Linked DNA regions of Mus musculus: regions 1 and 3 are each linked to region 2. Evidence: chromatin loops called from intact Hi-C (ENCODE). Cell type or tissue: heart. All regions are shown on one strand.

Region 1 (2,500 bases), 86 kb after region 2:
CGGCACTAGAGAAGCACTTTGTAAGGATTGGTGTCTTTAATGTTATAAGGAAGAACAGAGGGGCTGGTAAGATGTGTCCCTTAAGTAAAACCACTTGCTGCTAAGACTCATGGCCTCCCACACAGTGGGAGGACAGAGCTAGCTTCCACACCCTTTCTTCTGACCTCTACACGGGCATGGTGGCATTCAAGCACACACCCCCAGTCCCCCTCCCATAAATGTAATATCTTTTTTTTTAATGTAAAATTAGGGGCTGGAGAGATGGCTCAATAGTTAAGAGAACTGGCTGCTCTTCCAAAGGACAAGTGTTCTGTTCCCAGCACCTACATGGCAGCTCTCAATTGTAACTCCTGTTCCAGACACACATGCAATCAAAACAACCATGCACACGAGAGAGAGAGAGAGAGAGAGAGAGAGAGAGAGAGAGAGAGAGAAGAGAGAATATGCCTCTATATGATCCAACTGTGAAGCATAAAAAAATTACAAGCTAAAGAAGACCCACCTGAGCATCTTAAAACGTGTCTACAAAGGAAAACAAACAAAGAAATAAGTGGATAAATGCCTGGGGCCATAGCCCAGTGATAGAGGCTGGCTAGCATGCAAGAAGCCCTAGAACTGATTCCCTGTAGCACCGGACCTTTTACTTGATAATACACTGAGGTCTTTTCACTTGTATAGAATCTGAAAGGTTGTCTCTATAAATTTGCCTCCACACGTAACTTGAGCTTCAGAAGTTGAGAGTAAACTGCTATGTTAACTAACAGAGAGTTTGCCACACCAGGGAGTCCAAAGTCTCAATAACTGCTTGTTTCTAATTAGACATTGGAGGAAGACGCCCATCAGCAAATTGCGAGGGAGATGAACCTCTCAGAAACGGCTTTCATCAGGAAACTGCAGCCGACTGACAGCTTCACACAAAGTAAGTGCATGTTTCTTCGTTCATTCCTGGGTGGGAGGTTTAAGGGAGATGTTAATGTGTTATTTGCATGCCGACAGCACCCTTGGGTCTTCTCATCTAGGAGAAGGTATACTGAAGTTAAGTCTAAATGTATAGTTTAAGGTGTCCCCCACCACCTAAGTGCAGTTGTTGAAAGTGGGTCCCCAGGGCAGCGTGTGGGTAGCTGGGCCTAAAAGGAGATGACAGTTGACATCTTTGAGGGTGTGTTTGGGAATCTCAGGACAGGATAGAACTGACATGGGTATTGGGTGCCCTCTTGTGGCTGTGCCTGCCCGGAGCTGATGTAGTTGAGAAGGCGCTTGGCAGGTGCCAGCCCCTAGGCGGTGAACCTCTAAGCCATCAGACCTATAACAGAGAATTTCTCTTGAAGAGTCACCCAAACCGTGGGGTTCTTCTATAGCAACCCAAATGGACTAAGAGGGTGTTGGTGAGCCTACAGTTTTGGCTCTACACCTAACTGCAGGGAGCCTGTGGATGTCTGCACTGGTCATTTGACCACAGTTCGCTGCTAGCCACACCATCGAGAGATTTAGGAAAGTCTGAAAGCTGGAAAGCCTGCATGGGGTCTGACTTGCATCCCTTTGGCTTTTCCTCCTCTGAAGGCTCTCGCTTTGGACTGAGATGGTTTACGCCAGTGAGTGAAGTCCCCTTGTGCGGCCACGCCACACTGGCCTCTGCGGCTGTGCTGTTTCACAAAATACGTAATGTGGATTTTTTGTATGCTTGTATCTGTGCATGTGTGTGTATAGGTGGTTTCTTGGTTTTGGTTTGTTGTTTGTTTGTTTGTTTGTTTGTTTGTTTTTTCTGAGCTAGGTAGCTGTCTTGGAACTTAATCTGTGGACTAGGCTAGATCTCTAGCAGAGATCTTCTGCCTCTCCCTCCAGAGCTGGGATTAAAGGTGTGTGTCACCACACTTGGCTCCTGGATGTCTGTTTTTTGAGACAGGTATTTATATGGCCCAGGCTTGCCCTGGATTCTCTGTGTAGCTATTGCCTACCCTGTGCTCCTGACTTCCTGCCTCGATGTTCCTAGTACTGGATTCCGTGTATGCACCACCAGCACTCCAGAGGTAGAAGCAGACGGATCTTTGTGAGTTCAAAACCAGCCTGACCTACATAGGGAGTTCCAGGCTAGTAGGGACTTCATAGTTAAGATCTTTTCTTGAAAAAGAAATTAAATAATAATAAAAAATATTTAAAGTTAGCTGGGGGCTGGGCAGTGGTGGCCCATGCCTGTAATCCCAGCACTTGGGAGGCAGAGGCATGGATTTCTGAGTTCGAGGCTAGCCTGGTCTACAGAGTGAGTTCTAGGATGGCCAGAATTGCACAGAGAAATCCTGTCTTGAAAAACCAAAATAAATAAATAGATAGATAGATAGATAGATAATAAAGTTGGCTGGGTCAGTAGCTCAGTGGTAGGTTACTTGCCTTGAATCTGTATACTGGCAGGGTGGAGGGTCCCAATACCAAACTTATTTTCCTGACCTTTGACCCCTCCTCTGTCCAGAGAACAGGAACAGCACCCTGACCTTTGTCACAATGA
Region 2 (2,500 bases):
TGGGTTTATTAGCTCCGGAATCAAGATCTGCTTGCTTTTGCCTGAAGGGTGGATCCCGGGGTTATAGGTATATGACAGGCAGCACACCCAGGTGCCTGTTGCAAGTTTTATCTATGGCAAGTTGAAAGGCAGGAGGAAGCATTCATGTGTGTGTGTGTGCCTGTGCATTTTTTAAAAGACAGCCCTGTATAACCCAGGCTGGCCTTGAAATCTCGAATGTCTGGGAGAATGATCTTGAACTGTGTTGTACAGGACTGAGTCAAAACTACCACTGTTTTCAGCAAACTGGCCTACATCTGCTTGCAAAAGATCACAGCTGGGCAAGTTGACTTGAATTCCCTCATAGGAGGGCAGGGAGGGAGGGTCATGGGACCTTCACAGGAACAACCAGTCTTTCTCTTGCAAGCTGTTGTATGCAATTCTACCCTAACTGCAAATGGCCTTAGGGAGGAACTAACATATAGGAAGGGAGGGGCTAGTGGAGGGGTGACTATCTGCAGCCAGGAAGGAGTCATCATTCCTAGAGGGATTTCGAAGTCCTCCCCAGTATCCCCCATAACTCACTGCTTCTTCAGCGGGAACGGTGTTAATCATTTTTGGTGTGTCCTCAGAATTTTGGAAGCATTTGGTAGACGTTGTTTACACCTCACTAAGGAAAGGATTTTTTTTTTTTTTTTAAGCAACAAACACTCTAGGTCTTTCCTCCAACTCCTAAGAGTTGGTATTTTCTAGGTCCACCATACCCGCTTACAAAGTATCACATTTTGTTACATGGAACTGGGGTCTTGTGTCTTTCCTCCAACTCCTAAGAGTTGGTATTTTCTAGGTCCACCATACCCACTTACAAAGTATCACATTTTGTTACATGCAACAGGGGTTTTGTAGCTATCCTTAGACGACCTGGCACTTGTTAGGTAGCTCAGAGTAACCTCAAGGTCCTAGCAGTCCTCCTGCGTCCACTCCTGTTGAGTGCTGGGGTTAGCAGCTGGATTTAGTGTCTTCCTTTGAGACTAGGCGAGCTTCAAATCCATTATGTAAGTGAGCCTGGTCTTCAACTACGGATCCATCTAACTCCCATCTCTCAAATGCTGGCATTACAAGCCGCCGGCTCTGCTAATTGTGTGAGGTTTTCTAAAATCTGTCGGCTAGCTCCGAGTCGGCCGGTGTGTTCCTTAAACCCATCCAGCCTGCAAGGATGAAACCTTGACAGGTAGCTTGAGGCCCGCATCTACATCCTCCCTTGGCGCTGTGCCCCAGGTCCCCGTCACGCCTCTTTCTCTGACGCTGTCAGGGTTGGTCAAATGGGGGTTGGGGTGGGGGTGGGGGTGATCGGCGGGGACCAGCTTCACGCGGCCGTGGCGTCCTCCCGCCGCCAGGGGCGCTGTGGCAGCGCCGAGCCGGGCCAGACGCGGTGGCCGCCGCGCGCCTGCGGGGAGCTGCTGACCCGCTCCGCGAGCCCGTGTCCCGCACGCACCGCCGCCATGGGTAAGGGCAGCAGCCGGGGTCACCATCCTTCGCTTGGGTCACGCAGTCACCCGGGAACCGGGGGCTCCCGGGGTCTCCATGGCAACGTCCGCCCGCCCGCATCCCTGCGCCCCGCCCGCCCTGGGGCCTGGCGGCTGGGGTCGGCGGACGGGCGGGGACCAGGGCGTCCAGGGACAGGGATGGCTTCCCAGTCACGCGGATGCAGGGCGGAAGGCTGGGGAGGGGAGCGGTGTAGTGCCAGGAGCGCGCTCCGCGGGGCCCCCTTGCAGGCTGGGGGCGCAGAGGGAGCGGGGCCGCCTCTAGGGACTGCCGAGGAGCCCCACCTGCGGTCGCTGCTGCACAGCCGCTGTCCTAGGCTCCTCCGGTGCAGGTTACAGGTTGTGATGAACACTCTTAAAAAGAGAATTCTGCCGATTATTAAACGTCAGGTGGTTTCACTTCGGGAGCGGGGGTGGACGGAGGGAATCACACCTCGACGGAGAGTGGAGGAAAAGATGTGGCCATATCCTTCATCACCCAGCCGGGCTGTTTCAGATTGCGGAGGAAGTCAGCCTAAGAGAGCTGGGATGCAAACCATAGCCAAGTGCCAGAGCAAGGGGACTCTTGTTTTGTTATTCGAAACGGGTTCTCACTGCATAGTCCTGGCTGTCCAGGAGCTAGCTATGTAGACCAGGCTGGACTCGAACTCAGAGATTCCCTCCTGCCTCTGCCTCCCAAATTCTGGAATTAAAGTGTGTCGCACCACGCCCAGCTGTTTTGTTTTGTTTTGAGTGGGCCACTAAATTGTGAACGCACTGACCACCTGGGTTTGTCATTTACTTGAAGGTTGTTTTTGAGACAGGTCTCTCTATATAGCATTGGCTGCCTCAGAACACTCTGTTTAGACCAGGCTGGACCCAAGAATCACAGACGCTGGGACTACAGAAACAGCTACATGGCAGAGTTCTCTGGAGATTAATAAATGTTAGGTTTGGTTTTCACATCTCTTTTGCTATCTTCGCAGAAAAATATTTGT
Region 3 (2,500 bases), 110 kb before region 2:
GATCCCAAGCTAGCAAGCAAATCAGATTGCCGTTGAACCCTCAGCATGCAATCTATACGAAGTACGTAAAACACGCTGATTCCTTAAATCTATGGCAACCAAAATTAACTATAGCATAGTGAGCACTTCACATCAAGCCATTAGCATTTAACTGTAAGGTCTCAATGCATTTGAAGTTGAACTAAAACCTGTAAGGTCATTCCCTCCTCCCCCATTCCCGGGAAAATAATATATCAGGTTTTACAATATAGTATTTTCTAGGTGTTTAAAAAATTTTTTTTAAATCACAATGAATCATAGCTGTCAACTTCTCTACCATGGGACTAATGTGCCACAGATGCAGGTGGCACAAAGGGGGCTGGAGAGGAGAAGGGATTATTCAACACTTTGCATATAAACTTTTCCTTCTCTGCAACATTTATAAGCTGCAAATGAAGGATGCTAATGTGGACCATAAGGGGGAGGGGAGGAGGGCAACTCTGGCTGAGTGAAAATTCATGTAAGCCCTGACAACCTGGGAGAATCCAAATCCCCTATACTGTAAATTCACCCTCAGATGACAGAAAAATACTCTATACTGTATAAAATGGAAAAACACAAATAGCATTTAATCAAGAGCTGATTACCTTTAAAACTTTGGGCTTCTTTTCCCTCTGGGGCCTCTTGTTTTCTTTTGTAACCTAAAATTAAAAAAAAAAAAAAAAGTAAAATTGAAATGTGAGCCTCCATTTATATACATATATAATAATAATAACTATTATTATTATTATTATTATTATTATATAGATCAGCTGCCACCCTTCTCCCCCTCCCGCCCGCCAAAAATTTTGCTACTTCTCTGTAAAAAACTACTTATATCATTTAATACCATCAACATGTTGGTCAGTCAGACCCTGAAGAGCTTATGCAAAATGTATACTTTAAAAGTCACTGGAAAGAAAAACAGCCAACAACCTTGCATAAATAAAGATGGAGGGAAATGCCCCCTTTCCCCCTAAAAGTCTGTCTTAATTAGCTTCTGCATTCTTCACGGCGAAGCCCACGAGGTAGCCATCTTGCCTGCTTCTGCAGAGGAAGCCTCCACAGAGAGCAGCTCTGCAAACTGCTTTTGGTATCATTATCATGGTGTTTCAAGGCAGCCCTGGCCTGCCAGCACTGTAGACGTGCTGGGCATGCCTTTTGCAAAAACAGCCCCACAAAGAGTGCAGCCAATGGCAAGGCAGAGCTTAGAGACTCCAAAGTGATCTTCGCAGCCTAGCACTATCCCAGACAAAGGATCTCCTGTGAGGCTGGGCTCTCACCACAGGACACAGGCAGCCACAAGCTGCGACATGGAGTTCTCTGCAGAGGATCTGGTCGCCGCCACCGAAATCACAGGAGGCTTCTGCAAAAGACAATGTTCTCAAATCCCCCAGGTCGCCACCATCGGATCGATGGAGGAGTCTCCCTTAGCAGGAACCTCTGGGTGGCACCAGGGCAGGTCGGCGCAGGGAGGGGCGCGCTACTCTGTATCACCGGGCAGGAGATAGCCCCTGAGCCAAAGGGGGCATCGGGGCTCACAGCAACCCTGGAAGGTATTGTGCATTTTGACTTTATAAGGCAAGGCTAAATATTGGCGATATTGAAGGCAGGGAGGTTAAGTAAGGACAGCGCAGGCTCAGCTGTTGGGCTGCGTGTCTCATTCCTGGGAACCACACCTCGGTGCAGCCGGCGCTTGGCCTAAAAACAGCGATTTGATTTCTGTCAATAAATGTCCAACGATAAAGTCGGACTGAAAAATGACAATCAGCCACTTAGAAGCGAAAAAGGACAGGATGTGGACAGGAGAGGGGGTGGAGTTTTCAGAATACACTCATACATACACTCTCTCGGTGACTACAGATATGGAAGACTGTATATGTATGTAAGCTGTTGATGACCTTCAGTGCCCAGAGAAACCGGCCTTACCAGAAGGCAGACTCCAACCTGAATCTGGGGGGGGGGGGGTCCTGTCTCCTCTCCTCCCAAGATCATCACCTGCAGCCAAGCCTCTCTTCTCAAGCCTCCGACTGGGTTCCCAGGTTGAGGCTTCTTGCACACCGGCTTAGTGGTCAACCAGCCACTTCCCCAGGAGCTGAACCCGAGCCCGGGATTGAACATCCGAGCCCGCTCACTAGCTCCATCACTTACACACACACACACACACACACACACACACACACACACACACCTGAACTGCACCCATACTCAGTGAGTGGTAGACTTAGGGAGCTGGCACCACATGACACCTGCCAGACTCCAGGAAAGGCAGGACCAAGAGCAGCCTTCCTCCTGTTAGCTCCCTTGCAGTCTGCTGTAACAGCGGCAAAGGCTCTAGTGGCCGAGGACCAGAGTAGCTGTGGCAAGCAGGGCTGGCCCAAGGTCACTGCCAAAAAGCTGTACAGAGACTGATCACAGCCCCATCACAGTCACCTTGACAGCTGCACAATTCTCAGGAAGCAAGCCCCAGCTCCTGCCTCCT

What was found. Peaks named below come from ENCODE experiments on the same cell type or tissue, not always from the same donor. Only the 100,000 strongest peaks of a DNase experiment are listed, where the experiment ranks them.
Region 1: a loop joins it to region 2, with 4 times the contacts of the local background. A loop is called at or near these places in 13 of 42 quality-filtered maps.
Region 3: a loop joins it to region 2, with 2.2 times the contacts of the local background. A loop is called at or near these places in 3 of 42 quality-filtered maps.

Annotation. Positions count from the first base shown.
Region 1 is chr10:63,064,965-63,067,464 of GRCm38, forward strand. Pbld1 (phenazine biosynthesis-like protein domain containing 1) reads left to right here. Exons shown (of 9, transcript NM_026701.3): 2 at 820-919; 3 at 1,561-1,659; 4 at 2,465-2,500. Among named protein-coding and RNA genes, the nearest start is that of Pbld1, 4.6 kb to the left of the region's middle. In heart, a CTCF peak has its summit at 1,217 (motif pointing left); a DNase peak (open chromatin) is centred at 1,227.
Region 2 is chr10:62,978,848-62,981,347 of GRCm38, forward strand. It overlaps Rufy2 (RUN and FYVE domain-containing 2), which reads left to right and starts at 1,405. Exons shown (of 18, transcript NM_027425.4): 1 at 1,405-1,485. The coding sequence starts at 1,482. In heart, a CTCF peak has its summit at 1,392; DNase peaks (open chromatin) are centred at 1,414 and 1,574; H3K4me3 peaks cover 1,521 bases; H3K27ac peaks cover 1,305 bases.
Region 3 is chr10:62,864,182-62,866,681 of GRCm38, forward strand. It overlaps Tet1 (tet methylcytosine dioxygenase 1), which reads right to left. Exons shown (of 13, transcript NM_001253857.2): 3 at 627-680. Gm51805 (a long non-coding RNA gene) reads left to right here and starts at 1,489. Exons shown (of 3, transcript XR_003949007.1): 1 at 1,489-1,574. In heart, no CTCF peak of the experiment used is centred here; DNase peaks (open chromatin) are centred at 1,240 and 2,490; H3K4me3 peaks cover 2,341 bases; H3K27ac peaks cover 2,449 bases.